3 separate regions of the Homo sapiens genome follow, and regions 1 and 3 are each linked to region 2. A link is a loop called in an ENCODE intact Hi-C map of the cell type or tissue named here. Cell type or tissue: heart left ventricle. All regions are shown on one strand. Each heading gives the region's core, and the rest is flanking DNA. Links, peaks and the distances in the headings are about the cores only. Region 1 holds the start of LOC107986173 (a long non-coding RNA gene). Region 2 overlaps LOC105374292 (a long non-coding RNA gene). Region 3 has its middle 140 kb from the start of XXYLT1-AS1.

What was found. A loop is a pair of places that touch in the nucleus more often than their neighbours do. Peaks named below come from ENCODE experiments on the same cell type or tissue, not always from the same donor. Only the 100,000 strongest peaks of a DNase experiment are listed, where the experiment ranks them.
Region 1: a loop joins it to region 2, with 2.0 times the contacts of the local background. A loop is called at or near these places in 10 of 110 quality-filtered maps.
Region 3: it touches region 2 in a loop (2.7-fold over the local background); 6 of 110 quality-filtered maps call a loop at or near these places.

What each region holds. Positions count from the first base shown.
Region 1 is chr3:194,849,219-194,856,848 of GRCh38, reverse strand. It overlaps LOC107986173 (a long non-coding RNA gene), which reads left to right and starts at 2,949. Exons shown (of 3, transcript XR_001741086.2): 1 at 2,949-4,720; 2 at 4,831-5,045. In heart left ventricle, for the core only: no CTCF peak of the experiment used is centred there; a DNase peak (open chromatin) is centred at 3,597; H3K27ac peaks cover 1,452 bases.
Region 2 is chr3:194,781,328-194,788,957 of GRCh38, reverse strand. All of the region lies in intron 3 of LOC105374292 (a long non-coding RNA gene), which reads right to left. LINC01968 (long intergenic non-protein coding RNA 1968) reads right to left here. Exons shown (of 4, transcript NR_037891.1): 4 at 6,790-7,630. Among named protein-coding and RNA genes, the nearest start is that of LINC01972, 16 kb to the right of the region's middle. RefSeq lists an enhancer at 5,126-6,325. In heart left ventricle, for the core only: a CTCF peak has its summit at 3,593; no DNase peak of the experiment used is centred there; H3K27ac peaks cover 1,341 bases.
Region 3 is chr3:194,950,290-194,957,919 of GRCh38, reverse strand. No RefSeq gene overlaps it. Among named protein-coding and RNA genes, the nearest start is that of XXYLT1-AS1, 140 kb to the left of the region's middle. In heart left ventricle, for the core only: a CTCF peak has its summit at 3,590 (motif pointing right); a DNase peak (open chromatin) is centred at 4,909; H3K27ac peaks cover 1,696 bases.

The DNA of each region.
Region 1 (7,630 bases), core at 957-5,956, 68 kb before region 2:
GCTTTGGGTTCCAAATGCTTTCCAGGCTGAACATCTCCAGGTGATGCTTTTCGAGGAAGAGGGATTTGAGCCGCTGCCCTGAGGCCCTTGTGTGAACACGGTCCACTTTGGCAAGCCCCTCTGGTGTTTAGAGCTGGAGACAAGGAGACCAGCATTTGTCAAGCACTTTCTAAGCCCCAGACTCTGTGCTCCTTGCTTTCTCTGCATTACCACACGTAATCGTCACAACCTCCACTATGAGGCAGCTGCCATTATCCTACAAGAGAAGCAAGATAGCCAGGCGGCCAGCCCAGGACCTAACTTGGCTCACCCGACTCCTCTAGGTCTCGTGGCCCAGGCATGGATGGCTCAGCTTAGACCAGGACAGAACTGGCTACTTTCTTGCACCACGTGGAATAATTCAGTCCATGGCCTATCACATTATGACATAGAATGAGGAGGACTAAAATTAAATACTCACTGTTTGCCAAGCCCTATGTCAGGCCCCTGAGAGAGGCAGCACCGGGTAACAGAAGGAGCTCCAGCTTTGGAAAGAGAAGGCCCTGGATTCATGTCTTACTTGTTATTCATAGTTGTGCAGTTTGGGGCAACTTAACCTTTCTGAATCAGTTCTCTCAGCCATAAAATGAATATAATAATAGCACAAACTTTTCTTCAGAAAGCTGTTGTGAGGGTTAAATGAAATATTGTGAGAGCCACATAAGTCTTCAGTGCATTAGCATCACCATGCATTCCGCACGAACCTGTGTTAAACGCTCCTAACACATTCTTTCTTTTGTGTGTGTGACAGTCTCGTTCTGTCGCCCAGGCTGGAGTGCAATAGTGTGATCTCAGCTCACTGCAACCTCCGCCTCCAGGGTTCAGGCGATTCTCCTGCCTCAGCCTCCCGAGTAGCTGGGATTACAGGTGCCCACCACCACACTCAGCTAAATTTTGTATTTTTAGTAGAGATGGAGTTTCCCCATGTTGGTCAGGCTGGTCTCGAACTCCTGACCTCAGGTGATCCACCCGCCTTGGCCTCTCAAAGTGCTGGGATTACATAATGCATCCTTTTAATAATACAGTCTAAAATTTTGTCCAAAATGGACTTCAGCCTTTTATATCATTGTTTTCAGAGTGTATCTTCTCTCTCTTTTTGAAAATAGAATTGCATTTGCAATTCTGTACATCAACTCCTTTCCCTAACTCTCTAAAAATCTACAGTGCTTTGGTGAGCTTATTAAGTCATTCAGGAACCTGGGAATACATTTCATCCTAATTCATGAGAAGTAATAAAAGGTTCTGAGAGTGGTAGGGAGGGGAAATGTTTTATTTATTTACTTGTCCTATATCATTTCGCACATACTGCATATTATATTATGTATTATTTAGCACCTACAACGCAAGGTGCTACAGAAGATACACATGTGAAAGGCAGCTTCTGTCCCCAAGGAGGGCACAATCTAGGAAGCAGCCAGACAACAAAGGCAAAGAGTGTTACATGCCTGAAAAGCGGTGCCTCCATGGAAATGTGTCTTCCGGGGGAAGGAGAGACGTCTTCTGGCCTGGGCACCATGGAGGAAGAGAAATTTGGGCAACCGACTTAATCTTTCAGGAACTGGGAGAACTTTGCTAACCTTTGGACTAGGCTTTGAAGAGTGGGTGTGGTTTGGTGGTAATCCAGGAAGAGGAAGGGCAATTAGGGGTTCAGAGGGAAATATACAGGACCTGACAGTGTCTGTCTGTCTGGTTGGAGCTAACAAATTATGTAAGAGAAAAATGAGATCATTTAGCTGGGTGCCAGAGTGTGAAAAACCTTAAACATCAGGCTGGGTTTGACTTCAGTGGGGAATCACTGAGCCAGGATTTTTAATAGAGAAGTGACATAAACCTCACCCTGAGGGGTTCTGTCAACCAGACAGGAGATGGAGACCAGAGAGAGGCATGCTAAAGCCAAGGTCGCTGGCCAGGTGACAGCGAAAAGGGCAAGAACTAGAGAGGCATGCAGGACAAACAGCTCAGGGGACGATCCCTTTGAGTTCCTATCCAAGTTCCACCACAGGGGACCTTGTTTATCCTCTCTGGGCCTCAGGTGCCATAGCTGGGAAGTAAAAAGCTTGGGCCAGAAGGTGATTTCTCCAAGTCCTCCCAGCCTGGCCTCCTCTGGCTTTCTGCCTGACATTTTTGTCACCGCTCTTCAAGCTGGCCGAGCAGGGGAGGACTAGTAGTTGTCACCCACCGTGCCAGGCCACCCTCTACCCCCAACAACCCCTGTCGCATTCTCAACAGCTGATGGTTTTTATTGTACAGCCTTGCAAAGAAGCCCAACTAGTTAAAGCAGTTGTGTTTTGCTTTGACTTCGCAAATGTCCCTGAAACAAATGATGCCAAAACAAAGAAACACATCAATACACGCAGCCAGACAATAAAGTCCAAGAACACATAAGAATGTTCTTTTATTACAAGTTGACATAGCAAATCAGTGAAGAAAGGAGAAATCAACCAGCAGGCCTGGGGCAAACGGCTGTTTAGGAAAAAATAATGTTCCATCTCCATCTCACTCTGTGGACCAATATTAATTCCAGCTGGTTTCAGAAGAGAAACATAAGAAAACATAGAGACAGTTAATGTAATCTTGAGACAAGGGAAGCCTTTCTTGGCATGAAAAAGCAGTTACAATAAAGGCAAGGATTAATAGATTTGACCATATTTTTTGTGTGTGTGAGACGGAGTTTCACTCTGTCGCAAAGGCAAGAGTGCAGTGACACAATCTCAGCTCACTGCAACCTCCGTCTCCCATGTTCAAGAGATCCCCCTGCCTCAAACCTCCAAGTAGCTGGGATTATAAGTGTGCACCACCAAGCCTGGTTAACTTTTGTATTTTTAGTGGAGACGGGGTTCCACCATGTTTGCCAGGCTGGTCTCAAACTCCTGAGCTCAAGTGATCCATCGGCCTTGACCTCCCAAAGTGCTGGGATTACAGACACGAGCCACCGCTCCCAACCAGATTTGCCCTTATAAATATTCACAAGTCGGCATACCAAAGACAATACAACGATTTCCCAAGGCTGCATCAAACATCTTTTTAGATGTATCTGGGATGGGTGGGAAAGCCATTTCTAATTATCTCGACGTGAAAAGGGAGAACCCGTTAATGAGAGAAACGAAGAGAACTAGCTTTAGGGGGAACTTCAGGAGGGAAGAAAGGCCTCACCACAGGCTAGAATGGGGCCCTCACCACAGCCACTGAGCAGGGCCAGGAGGATGCGGAGCTCCAGCTCCACCGCCAGGACTTCCATTCCCCCTCTGCCCTGGGGAGGAATTGGAAGGCTCCGCTGGCCTCCCCAGTCCCACTCCTCCACCCCGAGCAGAAGCAAGTGAAAGAAGTAAACGCAGACCCTGCCAGGGTTGCCTTGGCTTTTCTGCAGCTCAGAGCTGATGGGCTGTCTGTCGGACGGGCAGGGGTGGAGGCACCTCCCTCCAGGCTTATGGCCCGGGGGATGTCCTTGAGCCCCTCCCCAGGGCTCCCGGAGCTTGTCTTTCCTGTTCTGTCTCTGTGGCCTGGGTATCACAAGGGAAGGATTTGGTGTCATACTGCCTTCCACAGCCTGTGGCTGCATGCCAGGTCCCAGTGCCCACAAGAAATACGACTCCACCTGCTCCAGGGGACAGGCAGGCCACACGACTCTCGGAGCTCACTGAGAAGTGGGTGCAAGTCTCCAGGCATAGAGTGCCACTCATCTGAACCTTGCTGGGCTTCCCTTTGGGGCTGAGAAGGAGCCCCGGCGTTCCCAGCAGATTGGAAGCTCCCTCTATGGTCTCCTCGGCAACCACAGGCTGCTGGCCTCTCTGAGCAGCGGTCTGGGGCTGAGCTGCCAGGTGACTGCACTGTCCCCATCCCTGCTCGGCTGCAGCAGCAAATTCACATGCCGTAATGAATGGTCCCAGCCTAAGACGGGGGATCTTAGGAATGAAGGTGTTGTGGGGGTTAACATGGCTTCTGGGAAGGAAATTCAAGTTGTATCCACAGGAAGAACTCATACATACCTGGGTTCATCTGGCAAACTAGAAAGCAATGGCCCAAGGAGGGCATCAGGGCAGGGGAGCAGAGAAGCCTCTCAGAGAGCACTCGCCCTAAGGGAAGAAGGAGCTGGAGGACACGAATGCACCGAGAGCCTCGTGGAGGAGGCGAGCGCTCCTGAGCAGTAGCTGAGACTCTGACTGGACCCCGCACGGACCCCGTTCACTTTACGTCTGAGCTCTATAGAGGGTGAACGCCCGAAGCAAGAATGAGCTCCGGAGAAGCCCAAGGCCATGCACAGAGCGCGTCAGTGACGGTTCTTCACTGAAGGCCACAAAACCTGATTCCGGCTGATAGGAGCTAAGAAGGAATGCTGTGAAAGGGTATCACGTAGCTCACAAGGCGGCTGGCCCGCAGGACTGGAAAACTAAAAGAAACAAAAGGTTCCCGTGCAGCTGGAACCACAGCCACAGAACCAGCCCAGAGACAGGGCTGCCGCCTTCTCCCTGACAAAGCCCAGAGAGCTCAGCAGGCACCTCCGATATTGCCCATGGTGGATGCTGGATGTCGCTGCCACCACCATCATTGCTGCCACCACCACCACCACCATCATCACCACCACCACCATCACCACCGTCACCACTACCACCACAGTGGCTGGAAAGAATTTGCCCCTGTCCCAGCTTCACTGCCGTCACTGGCTCCTGATTCAAAGTTGGAGGTGAGTAAGGCTCACTGGCCCACACTTAGGCCTCAAGGAACATGGGGTAAGTGAGTTGTCTGTCCTGTTCAGCTTCTAGATTTGTACATTAGGAAATTCTCCCAACATAGGAGGCTGTGGAGGGAAGGATCAGTCAGACACTGACGGCCAAGAAGGAGGAGGAAGAGGAGGAGAAGTGAGAAGAAACAAACACTCCAGCTTCAAACATATCTTGAATAAGTCACTCCTGCTCTCCAGGCTTCAACCTCCTCTTCCATCGTGACCGTCCACATTGCGTGGGGGTCATGGGAGGAAATGGGTGAGAGTCCTGTCACTGGCAGCGTGGGTAAGTGGAATCACCATCCTGCGTGGTCATCACCATCATCATCTTAAGGATTGTCCCTAACCCGGGGTTCCTCAACCTCTACAACTAACATTTGGGGCCTGTGCATTGTAGGATGTTTAGCAGCATCCTTGGCCTCTACCCACTTGATGCCACCAGCGCCTCCTCTCCAACTGTGACAATTGGCAGCCGCCTCTAGACATTGCCAAATATCCCTGGGGCAGAGCTGCCTCTAGTTGAGACCACTGCTGTAAACACAGCTGCCTCAGTCCTCCTGTGGCCACTCTGCAATAAAGGCCTAGACTTTCCCTCTGGAGAGGCTGGGCTCCTGCCAAGACAGGAGCACGCAGAGTCCTAGGGCGCCCTTTTGACTCCTGCTCATGGAGGCAGAGAGGAGGAAAAGGGCAGTCTTATGTCACCAAATATTTGCTATTCTTTGAGCCCTGCGCAACCTGCCTTTGCTCACTTAGCATGCTCTCCCTCACCCCAACCTCTCTCCACTTGTCCAAATCTGACCCCTTCCCTCTATCTCTGAACTGGCCAGCATTTCTCCCTTTCAAGATGCTCAGTGCCCTGGCCAGACATGGTGGCTCACACCTGTAATCCCAGCACTTTGGGAGGCCAAGGCAGGTGGATCCCTTGAGGTCAGGAGTTCGAGACCAGCCTGGCCAACATAGTGAAACCCCATCTCTACTAAAAATACAAAAATTAGCCGGGTGTGGTGGCACGTGCCTGCAGAATCCCAGCTACTCGGGAGGCTGCGGCGGGAGAATCGCTTGAACACAGGAGGCGAAGGCTGCAGTGAGCCGAGACTGCACCATTGCACTCCAGCCTGGGTGACAGAGTGAGACTCTGTCTCAAAAAAAAAAAAAAAAAAAAAAAAAAAAAAAAAAAAAAGCCGGGCATGGTGGCACACACCTGACATTCCAGCTACTCAGGGGGCTGAGGCAGGAGAACCACTTGAACCTGAACCCAGGAGGCAGAAGTTGCAGTGAGCTAAGATTGTGCCGCTGCACTCCAGCCTGGGCAACAGAGCAAAACTCTGTCTCAAAAATAAATAAATAAATAAATAAATAATGCTCAGTGTCCTAATCCGATACCACATGTTACTCTGTGCTGTACCCCTGCAGTGGGGTGGGGAGGAGGAAAGCCATACACCTACACTGAGAGGCATCATAAGACATCGCCCTGTGAGGACCTTTGTGGAGAGGTGTTAGGGGGACATGGCTCATTTCATCACGCAGCGCTCTCTCAATTAGGACCCTCGGGAGAGATGCCCAAACCACTCCTGAGCAACTGGTCAGTTTTTGTTTTATGGACACCAGGAACTGGGCCTTTTCCCAGGCTTTCCTGTCCTGGAAGCTGTTAGAAAGCTTGGAGTCAAATTTGGGGTTCACCCTCATTATATGTATATTTATGGTTCTCGTAGTTTAGTCTCATTCCTGGCCCCTTTTTTATGCCCTTACCCTTATTTTTTCCTTTTATTCCTTCTTTTAAATTATGTTCCCTTGTTATGTTTTATGTATTAACACTTTCTGGCACAAAGCACAGTCTAAATAAGAAGATAGATGTAGATAAAGTAGCTCTGTCTCTCTCATATGAGAGCTATGTATTTTTATATCTTGTCTGGCTCTAAATTAATGTGAATTTACTGAAAGCAGTAGTTGGATCAGATTCATTTCTTGCCCACCATCCCCACTCCTTCACTCCCTCCCCGGGAATTCAGCCCATTGCCCATTACATATGGACACTCAGTCAGTATTTGTTGCTCTGTTGATGACTGGTTCTCTTAGACGCAACAAATTCCTTCCCTCCCTCCTTTCTCCCTTCCTACCTTCTTTTCTTTCCTCCTTTTCTTCTCTATCTCTTCCTTTTTTTTCCCCCGAAAAATGAAGACAAAAAAGAGGAAACAGATACGCTTTGGAAAGAACTCCCAATGAGGTCCTTCACTATATTCACACCTTAGAAGAGCTGACACTTCAATTCTCTTCTAAAACCTAAAACCTACAACAAGAGTCTATCAAGTTCATGCTGAAGAGTGGCTTCAGCCAGAAGAAGGAAAGCAGGGACTCCTGTGCAGAGCCCCAAGGCCTTCTTGATGACACTGGTCTTGTCTGGGGAAGTAACATTCCAGCCTTGTCAGCTCATTATCGTTTCTCTGAAATCACTCTGCCTTTTCATCTGGATCCAGCATTCTTCAGACTTTGCCTTCTCCTGGTGAGGCATGTGTTACATGAAAAAAGTAAAATGCTACCCTCAGAGAATATTTGTTGAATGAGTGAATCCTATTGAGGCAGGAAAATAGGGTCTGGAGGCAGGAAACATAAGATACCCTCTCCATAGGGCATACACCGACTAAATGACTTTGTAACTTTACTTCACCCTCTTTGTTTACATAGAGCGTACTCCAAGTAGAGGGTATTTAAACTCATAAAAACTCTGTAAACAGGGCCTTTGAGCCCCTACACTCAGGCCCACTCCCACACTGTGGAGCGTGCTTTCATTTTCAATAAAACCCTTCATTCTTTCCTTTGTTTGTGAGTTTTGTCCAATTCTTTGTTCAAGATGCCAAGAACCTGGACACCCTC
Region 2 (7,630 bases), core at 1,409-6,408:
TTCTGTGAAGGTGTTTTTGTGATGAGATTAACATTTAAATCAGCGGACCTTGAGTAAATTACCCTCCATAACATGGGTGGGCCTCATCTAATGAGCTGGAGGTTTGAATAGAACAAAAACTAACCTCCCTTGAGCAAGAAGGAATTCTCCCAGCAGGCTGCCTTTGGACTCAGACTCTTTCCTGGATCTCCAGCCTGCCAGCCTACGCCACTTTCTCTCTCTCTTTCTCTCTCTCTCTCAGATGTATATATACACACCCTGTTGGTTCTGTTTCTCTAGAGAACCCGGGCTAATATCCCTTCCACCTACAGGAGGGAAAGGCCTAAGATTCATAAAAGCACCACTGGCTTTGTCAAGGCTACCAGAAGATTCTGAGTTCAGCCTTACCTCTCTAACAATTTTCATACTGCTCCCTACAGGGACCATGAGATGGGACAAAAACCCTCTCTGGATTCCAGGAAACTCCTGTACTAAAGGAGCCTCCTTCCCATGGGTAAATGTCGCAGGTGGGAGTCAGAAGAGGCCTGCGATGAGGGAAGAGCCATCTGGAGCACCTACTTTGATAACTAACAATGACTGTTGGGCATTGTTCTATGTGCTTTCCTTACATGATGTGTTTAATCAACAAACTCTAGGAAGTAGCTACTATTAACATCCACATTTCACAGCTGAGGACCCTGAGGCCCCATGAACTTAAGTCACTCCTTAACCTGGACCCTACACGATGCTATTCTGCCTGCTGTGCACTGGAAGTTCTACATACTAGGTCTCTTGCTGGTGACAGCCTGTGAGCTAGATGGCATTATCTATGTTGTTCAGATGAAGAAATAAGACACAGAGACATTAAGTAGTTTCATAAGGTCACGCAGCTCATGGTGGCAGAGTCAAGATTCAATTCCAAGTCCTTCTGACCACCGCCCAAGCTCTCTCTAGACAGTTGCACTGTTTCCCACCCGTATTTGTTGCATAGGGAAGACAGTTGCTATGGGGATCTCAGCTGTCCCTGCTACTTACAAGCCTACTGGCCCTTCGGGTGACATTTCACGAAAATTGTTGTCATTAATCGCCATCATCTCAATGATAAGTATACCTGTGTGTGCAGGTTGCCAAGGACTTCCGCATACTTCTCTCTCTTGGTCCCCAAGGTGAGCCAGGGCAATTCATAATATCCTTTATTCCACAGGGGCTGGTGGAGGCCAAGCATGAAGGATGGGTGCTAACATTTACTAAGTCCATGCTGTACTTCAAGGGCTTGGGGTTATGATTTAATTCTCACCACAGTCCTGTGAGATGACATTGCTGCCTCCATTTTACAGGTGAGGAAACAGCACAGAGAATATCCAGTGCCAGGTGAGATCATAGAAAAAATAGATTTTCCTAGAGGTTGTTCAAATTCTTTGCACTGTCCCACTCCCTGTCACTCCTGGTATCTTCCATCCACTTCACCTTCCCTTCCTTTTAAGGAAGTGCCCTGAAGTCTCCCCTTTCAAATTCCAATTCCTAATTTTGGTTATCTCAATTCATTCTTGAGAAGAAAACATTCAGAATGAATTAATCCTCAGGAAGAGCAGAGAGACTGCTAGCCTCTTGTCTCCCTGGGGCTTTGCAGAGAGGAGGTGCTTTCAACCTGAAGCGCCTCCAATTTTGGAATCGGGGCCATGGGACTGTGCAACCTGGAGCTGTGACTAGGGCAGCATCTCTGTGCCACTCCTCCCCACCCTCACCCCATCCCCACCTCCCATCTTAACATCCTGTGAGACCCCCAAGCCATAACCCAGAGGTCAATCATCATCACCCCTCCCTCTCCATTCCCACAGGTCCAATCCAGGACCAGTTCTGGCAGGGTACACCTGTCAGACTCTTCCAGAAGCTGCAGCCCTGCCCTAGGACCACCATGCCTCCCTAGGATTGCCCCACAACCTTCCCAAGGCCACCTCATACTGTTTACACCTCACAAGCACCTACTCCCTCTGCCCTCTTGCTTGCAGTACTGGTCACTCTCTGACCCTGCCCAGGCCCCCAGGCCCCCACCCTCTCTACTGCCGCCCCTCTGCCTGGCCTTTCACCTTGGAATTAATTCAACCGCAATCTCCTCCACTAGACTGCAGCCTTCATAAGAGCAGGAGACACAGCTGTCTTATTACCATTATATCCCCAGGGCCTAGCACAGCATCTGGCATATAGAAAGGGCTTAATAAACATTTGTTGGGTAGACAAATGAATGACTGAGTAACTGAATGAATGAGTTAGTAGTATTATGGCACAGTCTTTTAACATCTTGTACTTTTTGCCCCCTGCTTCTTTTTTTTTTTTTTTTTTTTGAGATGGAGTTTTGCTCTGTTGCCAGGCTGGAGTGCAATGGTGCCATCTCGGTTCACTGCAACCTCCGTCTCCCGGGTTCAAGCGATTCTCCTGCCTCAGCCTCCTGAGTAGCTGGGACTACAGTCATGCGCTACCATGTCTAGCTAATTTTTGTATTTTTAGTAGAGATGGGGTTTCACCATGTTGGCCAGGCTGGTCTCGATCTCTTGACCTTGTGATCCGCCCACGTCGGCCTCCCAAAGTGTTAGGATTACAGGCGTGAGCCATGGCGCCTGGCCTTGCCCCCTGCTTCTTTAACCCCAGTGAGCTTCTCCAGGGCCTTCAAGGATCGAGGCAGGGGCTGGCTGTGTGGCTTGGCCTGCTCTCCACCATGGGCCAGGTTCAGCCAACTGTCACTCCATCAGTTTCCCTATCTAACCCTTAGAATGCCCCATCAGCCTTCTACTCTCTTCCTTCCCTCTGCTCTCTGGTGAGGAGAAACAGTTTAATACATCCCCCTTCCTTGAATACAACTCTCCCCGCCCGACCCCTTCCTCAACACTGAGCCTCACCTCACACCCACATCTGCATGGCCCTGCCCAAATTTCCTGGGGCCACACTGGATTCTATTTATCTTCCTTCCTCGGGTCTGACCCTCATTGAGGCAGCTATGAGCTGTAATCTAAGGGATTAAGCATGTGGCTGAGAACTTTGGTAGCCAATGCCCTTGATCTATGTCTCCCTAATGGGCTGCTTCCCCAGAATGGCAGGTAATAAAAGTGCTTTTCATTGTTGTTCTCCAACACTTGGTATTTTCTCAGTTCTCTGCTACAGAGTCCAACTGCAATTGATTAAAACTTTAGACACACATAACAAGGTAATGTTCATGTTTATAGGAAGACTAAAGTGCTGAGATCAATATTGTTGTGCTAGGACCTAATCTCTGGACCTGCGTGTCCAGCCCATGGCTCTGTGGGACAGTCAGCACCCTGGTCACAGGCCCTCCTGAAGACACGCACCTCACAAATCTGAGTCTTGGGCTAAGGCCAGGATTATGTGTCCTATTTTCTGACAAAGACATAGGCGTGGTCACAGGCAGCAGAGCTTTGCAACCCTTAAACAACACAAAAAAACTTCTGCAATTTTCCTCCAAAGGAAAGGGAAACGATAAGAACACAAACAGTTGCTTCTCAAAACAGCCCTTAGTTATCTCAGTGAATTGGAAGTCATTGGTGTCAACATCATCAAAAAGCAGGCACTGAGTGCTCTTGGCAAATACTGCCCCCAAAAGACTCTCTCTAGGGGAATTTATGGAGCAAAGAAGGAACACCAATGTGTTAGGTTTTGCATACTTTTGACTTGTTCTAATTTTTACAATAAGAAGCGTGTTTTGTTTCTATAATTAAAAACAAATCATTTCCCTCTAAATGCTTTCCCCTTGAGGCATAGAATCAATGAACTGCAGGATCTCAAGGAGCCATAGAGCCCTCGGAGATCATCTAGCCCAACTCTCTCTTTGACAGAGGAGGAACCTGGGCTCACAAAAAAAAAAAAAAAAAAAAGGGACTCGTCCAAGATCACACAGCTCAAGGTCACACACCAGACAGAGGACTTTGGAATCCATTTTCCAGACACATTCATTTATGAAACTAATTGTTCCACAGCTAGTCCAATTGGAGCATGGGCTGCTACAGAAAGTGTGGCCTAAAATTTCCCCAAGAAAAAAGAAAGAAGCAATTACTGGTGTGCTAAAAAACTGAGTCTGACCATCCTGAACAGCGGCTTGTAAAAGCTCAATAACTGAGTGGGAAAATGCTGAGCCTCCTGGGATGAAAAAGCAATCTCTGCCTATGTGTCTACCGGTATTCCTATATTCCATCATCTGTGTATTGGGAGAGAGAAAAAAAGCATTTGAGTAAAAGAAACGGTATCACATGAACGAGGGTGGGGAAGGGTGGGAAGGGTGGGGGGTGGGCAGGTCAGGCAATTCTATGGCTTCTCCTTTCTCCAGCTCCAGGGAGAAAAGTCCAAGTTGCAAGAAGACAAGAGAGTGTGAAAGGAGACAGGCCCCCGGAGGCCCCTTGGAAACTGTGGAAGGAAGACACATGGCAACTCAAAGGGCTGGAGCATGATCTTCCCCTACAAGCCAGAGTAAATGAGGGAGACGAGGGAGTCCCTCTGGGGAGGTAAAGCACACACGTAATCACTCATGAGAAAGGCTGCATGAGCTCCATGAAGCCTGGACAACATCCCACTAATTTTTCCTATTGTTTGCTGGTGTCTAATGCTGGCTCCCCAAAAATCACCAAAGCAACCTGTTGATAAGAAACAACTGTATTTATTCTTACCTCAGCAAGGGAGAGTGCTACTTCCACTGAGTCTTAGGGGTGTCCAGGAAGGAGTCAGACAAAGTCAAGGAATGTATTGTATCGGGATTTTGAAGTCTGCTTGAAGGTGAGTCTTTAAATTGGGTGAGTTCCGGGTTAGCTTATCTGGGATTTTCTTGGGTTCCCCTTCCTGGTCCAAGATGGCACCCACGGCTGCAGGTGACATTCCCTCATACAAACGCACTCAGATATAGGAAAAAGCAAGTATTTGGTATTTTTTTTTATGAATGAAGGAAACATTCCCAGATGTCCTCCCAGGCTCCCCTTTCCATCTCATTGGCTAGGGTGAAGTCATATTCCCACGCCTCAGCCAATCACTCCAAAAAGAAAGGAATTCGCATAATTGGCCTAAACTCCTGAGGTAGATTCCAACTCTGATTCCATTTCTAAATTTCCAAGGTTCTTTCCAGTTCGAGAATCCTAAGTTTTGTAAGTAGCCACTCCTTTTTCAAAAAGCTGCTTTTCTGACTTATTTATAGCCCAGTTTTCCTATCCCACTCCCTGCCTTTGAGGCTGCAGTTTGCCCCTGGTGACACGTTTACCATGTGAACACTGCGAACACAGTCCCGATGAGCTGGGTACAGGCCCAGACAGTAAGGGCAGGCAGCTAATTGCAGTTTTACCCTCTCCCTCAGCTTCCCTACAAAAAAGAAATAAAAGGATGTTGGGAAGCAAAGTCTGAGCTGAGAAAATGTTGACTGCAGAGAGTATACTGTTTTGGATTCTCTATGAACCCCAGATCAGCATATACTTGATGGGCTGATCTCTCCAATCTGTCTAGGACTTCTGCAATAACCCGAAATAACCAGAGTTATCCTAAACTAACCCAAGCCAGCAGCCTAAAACCAAATCTGCCTTAGTGCCCAGGCCCTGGATGCCAGCACTTAGAGAAAGGGCAGTCTGGGCCTCTGGCTTTCACTGTGTATGACAGAGCCCTGCCTCCCAGTAAGACGCACACAGTGAGGATTCTCACAACGTAGGAGAGCACAGGTCAGATTCCGGGCAAGCAAACAATCAAAGGCAAATGTCCACCATGTGGTTTCAGAGGCTCTAGCTCTCCCCTCCCAGGCACCACCCTTCACCCTCTGCCCACTCACTCTCAGCACCACTCCCTGTGTTCTCAGACTGAGAAATGTATCCACATGACACACTAGCAACCCACTTTCATCAAGCAGCAAGCACGGAAGGAGGAAGGCAGAACTCTTGGTTGGCCATAATTTCTCATCCACAGAATGAAGAGGAAGAACGGAGCATCTGAGCACACTACATGACAAATGTGGAAGCTGGAAAACCAGCGTGGCTGGCTGCACGGAGGGGGCGTGAGGACTGGCATCAAGTAGATTTGCCCTGTTGCCGATGGCATACTGCCAAGGGGTGTTGGGTTGGAGGGCATCCATCCTGCGCCCAGTCACTGAAGCCCTGAGTGTTCCAGACCCAAGCTAGGGGCAAGGCAGGTGACAGAGAAGACAAACAGTGTGATCTGCTCTCAGACACGTCCCTGGAGCCCTGCTGGGGAGGTACGGCACACACGCAATCACTCATGAGAAAGGCTGCATGGGCTCCATGAAGGCTGGACAACAGCCCACTGAATCATTACTGGTTCTCCAGCCCCTAAAATAAAATTTAATCTTCATTGATTTCTTACTAGGAGCCCAGCTCCATGCTGTTTTCTACATGTGTGATTTCATTTAGCCTAACTGTATGAGTCAAGTTCTCCAGAAAAACAGAACCAATAGGGGATATATAAAAAGAGATTTAGTATAAGGAATTGACTTATACAGTTATGGAGACTGGCAAGTCCAAAATCTGCAGAGCTGATGTTCCGGTTCAAGTCAGAAGGATGACAGCTGCCATAGAACCAGGAAGTTCTGATAAAGGCCACCAAATAGGAAGAATTCTCTCTTACTAGGGGGAGGGTCAGACTTTTGTTCCACACAGGACTTCAACTTACTGGATAAAGCCCACTCACCTTATTATTAATTTTGGATGAGATTAACATTAAATGTTACAAAAATACCCACAATAATGTATGACCCCATACCTGGGCACCCCATGACCCAGGAAAGTTGACACATAAAATTAACCTTCAAACTTACAAATCTCCTAGTGTTATTTAGAGATGAGTTTATTGAGACCCAGCATGAAGTGGAGACCCAGGATTTGGAACAAGAGACTCTGATTCCAGAACTTGAAGCCTTAACCATTATACTATACTACCTCTAGCTCCAGGCATACGGCAGATGCTCAATATGTATTTTGTTGAATAAATGAATGAAGTACTAAAGAACGATGTAAGCAAAGCCCTGTGGTTGAGGTGACTAAGGGAAGCTTTCATGAATTTTACTAGGTTGCTGTTTCTAGAGTGGACAGGGAGGTTGGGAGAAGGAGATGGGTGGAGACAGAGGCTAAAGTGGCCCCATGATCCCCACCTCTTGGTGCCCACGCCCTGATGTAATCCCTACCTTTTGAGTATCAGCAGGAATTGTGACTTGATGCTAAGCAATAAAGTATAACAAAGGTGACAGCTGTTGCTTCTGTGATTACATAATGTGAGCTTGTACAGTCCATCTTATTAGAAGAGCCTCTCTCTCACCAGCTTTGAAGAAGCAAGCATTCATGTTGAGGAGGCTCATGTGGCAAGGAACTCAAGGCAACTGCCCACAACCAGCTAGAAACTGAGGGCAGCCTCCAGCCAACAGCCAACAACAAACTGGGGGCCTTGGTCCGATCACTTGCAAGAGCCTGAATCTTACCAACATATGCGAAGTTGGGAAGCAGATCCTTCTCTAGCTGAAGCTTGGATTGAGACCACAGTCCTGGCTGACATCTTCATTGCAGCCTTTCAGAGGACCCAGCTAAGCCACACCTGAATTCTTGACCCACAGAAATTATGAGATAATAAGTGTGTATTGTTTAAAGGTGCTAAGTATATGGTAATATTG
Region 3 (7,630 bases), core at 1,294-6,293, 170 kb before region 2:
GCAACAGCTGTGAACCCTTATGGGATAAAGCTTATGCCTTCCATCAACTGCAAAGACAGGGTTTACAGCGTTCCTCTGAGTAAACAGGAGAGTGATTTAACTTCAGGGCAGTTAGCTTGGCATCTGCTTTTTGGGATGCCTCTATTTTTTTGTTTGTTTGTTTGTTTGTTTTGAAACGGAGTCTCACTCTGTTGCCCAGGCTGGAGTGCAGTGGCGCGATCTTGGCTCACTGCAAGCTCCGCCTCCCGGGTTCACGCCATTCTCCTGCCTCAGCCTCCCGAGTAGCTGGGATTACAGGAGCCTGCCACTACACTCAGCTAATTTTTTGTATTTTTAGTAGAGACAGTTTTGTATTTTTAGTAGAGACAGGGTTGGCCAAGCTGGTCTTGAACTCCTGACCTCGTGATTTGCCCATGTTGGCCTCCCAAAGTGCTGGGATTACAGGGGTGAGCCACCACACCTGACCAGGATGTCTCTATTTTATGAAGGATCCGCCCTACTGTAAAAGAGGGCAAAGAAAAGCAAATGCTAAACACAGGTCAAGTGCCCTCCCAGAATGAACTGCTGGGTTTCCACACTTGGCCCACCCTATTCTCCTTACACCCTGGTGGTCTCCCCATGCACGTGCTAAAACGACACATTCAGGCTCACAGTAATGAGAAGTGAGGGTGGACTCACTGAGCGGGTTCTGTGTACGCAGCCCAGGGCGTACACAGGGATGAGCTAACCTGCCACTGACCCATTTGGACTTGAGTTGGCTTGAGGCCATGAGAAGAGGGAGACTCGCCAAGACCTGGATTCTGGCTCTGCTATCTGTCGGCCATGGGAGCCCTGGCGAGTCCCAGTATTCCTTTAACTCACTGCTTTGCGAAAAGATAGATTCTGAGCACAGCTATGGCCCAGGCACTGTGATAAGCCATGGGGCCAGAGAAATGAAAAAAAATCCCACCACGGGCCACACACAGCTGTAGGCCCATCTTCATCCCTGTCCGGCCGTGGTGGTGACGGCAGTTCAACCATGCACAGGAGCAGCTAGATTCCTTCTCCTTGGGAGGGACTCAAAAGTGGTTCCAAACAGGAGGTGGGGAGGCTTGCTGAGATGGGGCCCAGGTGTCCTGACTCCCAGTGAGCAGCGTTTCCCAGCACCCCACCGCTCTCCCTCTCTCTGTTTCCCCAGGTTGGGGCTGGCAGCCCTCCACTACTTTCTGTTCCTTCGTCAACGTTGACTCTTGCCTTGGACAGACCGAGCTGCTGACTGGCCCCTTCTCTCCACTCTCTGGCTAGAAGATGACTGAAGCCCCTCCGGGGATCTGCAAAACCTGCCAGACAGAGGGCCTGGAGTTAAGGTCAGCACACCCGAGGAAGGCTTGTGGTCTTGGTCAACCAGATGCAGGCTTAATCGGCTGTGAGAGGAGCCAGCTGGAGCACCTGGGGCCCAGGAGAGGAATGGTGGCTGTGGTAAAGGGAGCAGCTTGCTGTCTTCCATCCACACCTGGCCTATCAGGAGGGTCAGGTGAGGCTCTCCGCATCACCCGGTAGTAGGGACAATAACATGCCGGGTTGTTTCCAGGTGATGACAGGCAGAAGACTGGGACATCTGAGGAAAGCTGAGGATCCTTGGGGGTTGGAGTGAGGGAGAAGTGGCAGAAGAGGCCTGGAAGGACATCCTGGGAAGAGCAAGCTGCTCTGTGCTCCGAAGCCCTGTTCATCTGAGCTGGGACGGGCAGGCGGAGGTACAAAATGCAGAACACAAGGCGTGATGAAGTACCTTACTTTCCCCAGGGTTGCCGACGACATCTATGCTCCTTTGGGAGGTGGCGAGCGATCTGTTCCGAGAGGTGCTCGAGCAGAAGACAGAGCCTTTTGTCAAGGACGTGGCAGAAGAGATTTGAACATAGATTCAAACATTCTTAGGTAGTGATTGGACCAAGCGCCCTCGACTGCCTCTTTTTAGCTTAAGATTCTCTGATTTTATGTTAAAACAGACTTCATGAAAATGGGGAGGACTCTTGAAAGTGAGACCCTCTAATTCCCTCCCTGTGTCTGGGGGCGTGACTGTGTTTAAGACTTCCTCTTCCCACCAAACAGCTCTTTTCCTCTCCCCTTACTCCCTCCTTCAGTCCCCCCTGTCAAGGCCGGATGAGCCTAGAAGCCAGTGCGGCCCAGGACTCACTTTTGCCCGTTCCAAAGCCCTTGTCAGCTGGAGCAAGGCAATGGTGCAGCCTCTGGGCAAGCGTCTCAAACTTGGGGGCACAAACTCCGTGTTCAGCCTATTTCACTGCAGCAAACAATGGTTCTTCCGGCACCACACACCTTTGAAACTCCCCTTGTTTTGAGATATTCCCATATTCAATTTCCTTTATCTCAAAAACTGAAAACAGCAAAGTTTATTCATTGCCCATCCCAACATTTTTAATTTCAATACAATTTTTTTCTAAGAGATGGGGGTCTCACTATGTTGCCTAGGCTGGCCTCGAACCCCTGGGCTCAAGTGATCCTCCTACCTCAGCCTCCAGAGTATCTGGGACTACAGGCACATGCTACTGCACCTGGCTTTTAAATTTTCTACCTAGTTTTTTTCCTTATTAATTTCAGTTGGAACATTCAGCACCAGTCCCTGTTCTGCCTTACAATGCCCTGCAAATTAGCACACATCTCTTTTATTGATTCAGTAATTGGCATTTCCCAATAAAGTGGAGGCTTGTATGGAAAGATGGAGTCAAGATTCTTTTCTTTTGGAGACGGAGTCTCACTCTGTTGCCCAGGCTGGAGTGCAATGGCACGACCTCAGCTCACTGGAACCTCCGCCTCCTGGGTTCAAGCAATTCTCCTGCCTCAGCCTCCCGAGTAGCTGGGATTACAGGCGTGTGCCACCACGCCCAGCTAGTTTTTTTGTATTTTTAGTAGAGATGGGGTTTCACCATGTTAGCCAGGATGGTCTCGATCTCCTGACCTCGTGATCCACCCGCTTCGGCCTCCCAAAGTGACAGGATTACAGGCGTGAGCCACCTCGCCCGGCCGATGGAGTCAAGATTCTTAAGCCCCAAGAAAGCAATAAAAATAGGTGGTGGGTAGGGCAACAAAGGAGACCCAGTCCCAGGATTCTGTAAAATGAATCAGTTCCATCCGAGCTTCGGAAGTCAGTTATTTGTTGTTGTTGTTGTTTGTTTTTTGTTTTTGTTTTGTTTTTGTTTTTTTTTGAGACGGAGTCTCACTCTGTCGCCCAGGCTGGAGTGCGGTGGCGCGATCTCGGCTCACTGCAACCTCCGCCTCCCGGGTTCATGCCATTTTCCTGCCTCAGCTTCCCGAGTAGCTGGGACTACAGGTGCCCATCCCGACGCCTGGCTAATTTTTTGTATTTTTAGTAGAGACGGGGTTTCACTGTGTTAGCCACGATGGTCTCGATCTCCTGACCTCGTGATCCGCCCGCCTCGGCCTCCCAAAGTGCTGGGATTACAGGCATGAGCCCCCTTGCCCGGTCCTGAAGTAGGTTTAACGCAGTATCTGAGAGGGAGATGGGCACAGTTGGGGGAAGCATCTGCAACCCAGACCTTTTTTATTAGCAACAAACTGCCACCAGGGGCCCCAAGAATGTCATTGTTAAAATAACGAGGTCTGTAGAAAAAGGCCTGGGAGTGGCTGGTGGAAGTCAGAGCTGATAACTAATGGGGCGAGGCCTCAGAGAGAGGGAGTATGCACCAGCCCTGAGCAGAGCCCCAGAACCATTCCTGGGGCAGGGGGCGGATATAATCAGGAGAGTTGGGGCTTTGTATTTGACTCTAGAACCAGGGCTGAAAACCGTGGGCTTTGGCTACTTTGACCCATGGTGCTTCCCCAGCCATGCTGACCACTCTGCTACCACCTTATTTTAGGACGTTACCCTTTCTCCTCTAGACTGACAACACCCTCTGTGATGGTTAATACGACTCCAAGTTCTTCAGCTTTGGGACGCGGACTGGCTGTCTTTGCTCCTCAGCTTGCAGATGGCCTATGGTGGGACCCTGTGATCGTGTGAGTTAATACTTAATAAACTCTCCTTTATATATCTATCTATCCTATTAGTTCTGTCCCTCAAAAGAACCCTGACTAATACACCCTTCTAACTGGGCTCCTTGCCTCAGACTTCTTTGCAACCCTCCAACTCCCCAGTCACTATCCACACTGATCTGGTCTGAGCATTCCCAGACATCTATTCTTCCAATGTGTCCCATCTTCTTCCAGAAAACTCAGGAAATGTTCTTTCAATGAATGAATGAACAAATGAACAAACAAACAAAGAAGGTGGCAAGACCATCAAAGCACATAAAAGTGAGGGACTTGGGCCTCAGGCTTTAGGGAGCCACGAGGTCCTGTAAAGCCCTTAAGGACAAGGTCATAGCTCTTCGAAGCGTGGGCTGGAGGAAGAGGAGGCAGGACAGTGCTCCTGGGTGCCTGTCCCTTCCCATGGGATGAGAGGCAGAGTGCAGCCTCCGGCCTCTGGCACATCTGGTGTGAGATTCACAAGCTTCTTCCCTTGTGCAGCTCTCTGGGCTGTTCTGAGAATCATTTGGGACATTGTGTGTGATAGTGTCGTGAAAATCCAAGTCAAACAATCTTTGAGAGAGAGGAGAGAGAGAGAAAGAAAGAGAGAGAGAGGCTGAAGAGACTCCACCTGACACTCCACTTACACACACACTCACCTGGAGGCTGCACACTCCCACCAACCCCTGTGTGGCTTCTGTACGAGCAGGAAGCGTTTCTCAATCACACACATGAGAGCTGGGGTCATCTGGGGTTGCTGATAACAAAGCAGACAGGATCTGCTTCCCTTCAGCAAATACCACAGGCCAACTTGCATAGAGCCCTCCTCTTTAGAGGGTCTGGGGTGGGGCTCAGCATCTGGATGGTGGCTGAATCCAGGCTGGGATGTTTTGCCAGGAGAGGCCGAGCAAGTGCCAGAGAAAGGGAAAGGCTGGGCCGTCTCACGCAGCTAGGGCTTTCTGGGTCTTCCCCCAAAGCTCACTGAGGTCTGCTGGATAACACGCTTATTCCAGTGTCTACAGGTGACAGGATCCAGGCCAAGAGCCCCCAGAGCCAAGATAGAAGAGCCAAGGGCTTCTTGGACAGCTTTTCCCTATGTTTGCAGCGAACCTATTTCCATGTCATTATCGTATTATGTAAGCATAATAGCTTGTTCATCAAGATTTCCAAGGACTAACAAATACAGCGCGTATCAAAAACTAGTATCAAAAACTAGTAATCCAAAGTACACTGATTAATTATATATACAGTTGCTATAAAATCAGTAAACATTACATATGAAAGTTAAGTGATGATTTAGAATAATAATTAGGCTAGAAATGCGAAACTGTATTACATGCATACTCAATGTTTGTTAAACAAAGAAAATAACTCACAAATGTTTTCAGTGGGTGGAAATGAAAGCCAAGGAAGAAGAGGAAATTTCACAGAATGGAAACTGGTTGGTGTCCAGGTGGAACGCACACAGCAGCACTCCACCCTGCTCTCAGCAGGACAGTTGGGGTTGGTGTCTGGGCAGCAGCGAGAGGAACACAGGCAGGAGAACCCAGAGGACACCCAGGGGACACAGGGGTCCCGCAAACAGCTCACCAGCAACTGAAGCAATAGGGAGAGTTGGAAGTTCTTGAAGTGAGGAAGGAAAGTCGAATTTAGCAGGAGGAGGTAATAATGGCTCATCTTGATTGAGTGTTCACTACGGGCTCTGCTGTTTTCTCTTTTCTTTCTTTCTTTCTTTCTTTCTTTCTTTCCTTCTTTCTTCCTTCCTTTCTTTCTTTACTTTCCTCCCTTCCTTCTTTCTTTCCTTCCTTCCTTCCTTCTTTCTCTTTCTTTCCTTCCTTTATTCCTTCCTTCTCTCTTTCTCTCTTTCCTTCCTTCCTTCCTTCCTTCCTCACTCCCTCCCTCCCTCCCTTCCTTCCTTCTCTCTTTCTCTCTTTCTTTTTTGTTTTTGACAGAGTCTTGCTCTGTCACCCAGGCTGGAGTGCAGTGGTGTGATCTTGTCTCACTGCAACCTCTGCCTCCTGGGTTCAAGCAATTCTCCTGCCTCAGCCTCCCAGGTAGCTGGGATTACAGGTAAGTGCCACCACGCCCAGCTAATTTTTGCATTTTTAGTAATGTTGGCCAGGATGATCTCGATCTCCTGACCTTGTGGTCCACCCGCCTCGGCCTCCCACAGTGCTGGGATTCAGGCGTGAGCCACCGCGCCCGGCCTGCTAAGTGTTTTCTATGCATGATTTTGTTTCATCACATACAACCCTTTGCGGGAAGTGATGTTATTATTATCACCACATCTATCTATAGATGGAGAATCTGATGCTCAGAGAACTGAAATAACTTCCCCAAGCCACAGGCAGCTGCCCAGTGGTCAGCAGAGTTTCTGGACCTGACGGCCTAATGCCAAAGCCCAGGTGACTAACCGCCGTGCGACGCTGCCTCTATGAGGCACCAGGCCAGCGTCAAAGCCTGGATGTCTCCCGCAGCCTTGCTCCGGATTATGTCCTCTAGTGGGGTGTTTATTTCTGCAGGGGGTGGGGAGGCAAACGTGTGCAATGCGTGTTTATTTTTCTATTTGTGCTAAAATAGTAAAGATTTCCGTTTCTGGAAAGCACACTTGACTAGAATTGTTTGAGGGAGGTGGACTCTTGACCCCTGCATCCAGAACCCTGGGGTGGATCTCAACTCCAGGCTGAGCACCTGGGTGGGACGGCTCTCCACAGAACCAGCCTTGGAAGCCAAGTCAATCAAGTGGCAGCAGACTTCTGCAGACGCGAGGAACTCACCATCACACACGCATTTCACAATCTCAAAAATGATCTTTTAAGATTTTTAGATATTTTTCTCTTGACACACGAGGGTGCCTCTCTGGAACTGGGAACAACGTAGAGACTCAGAGCCATTCCTTCACAGCTAGCAGGAAGGAAGGCTGCTGTTCTTTCGTTTCTTTTTCTTTTCCTTTCTTTTTTCTTTTCTTTCCTTTTCTTTTTTTTTTTTTTTTAGATGGAGTTTCGCTCTTGTTGCCCAGGCTGGAGTGCAGTGGCATGATCTCGGCTCACTGCAACCTCTGCCTCCCCGGTTTAAGTGATTCTCCTGCCTCAGCCTCCCGAGTAGCTGGGACTACAGGCACCCGCCACCACACCTGGCTAATTTTTGTATTTTTAGTAAAGACAGGGTTTCACTGTGTTGGCCAGGATGGTTTCGATCTCTTGACTTCGTGATCTGCCCGCCTTGGCCTCCCAAAGTGCTGGGATTACAGGTGTGAGCCGCCGTGCGTGGCCTCTACCTTTTTTTAAAATTGTTACTTGGAGAATGTCATTAGGGAAGGTGCGTGCCAGATTTTCTCACTCAGTGTTTGAATGTTTTTTCTTAAGCCCATACAACTCCAATCATAACTTTTATTAAAATGCAAGCCAGGTGCCGACATGCGTGGTTCTCTGCCCTGACACACGGCAGGCCTGGCTGAGTCCTGGTGAAGACGCCCAAAATAAACCTGTCTGTGTCAGTGGGGACTTGCCAACTGCCGTGACATTCAACCCTGAAGTCTCAGGGGCTTCATTCAGTGCACGCTGCTGCCTCAGACCCTGTCCAGGACAGGTTGCGGGAGGGTGCTGCTGTG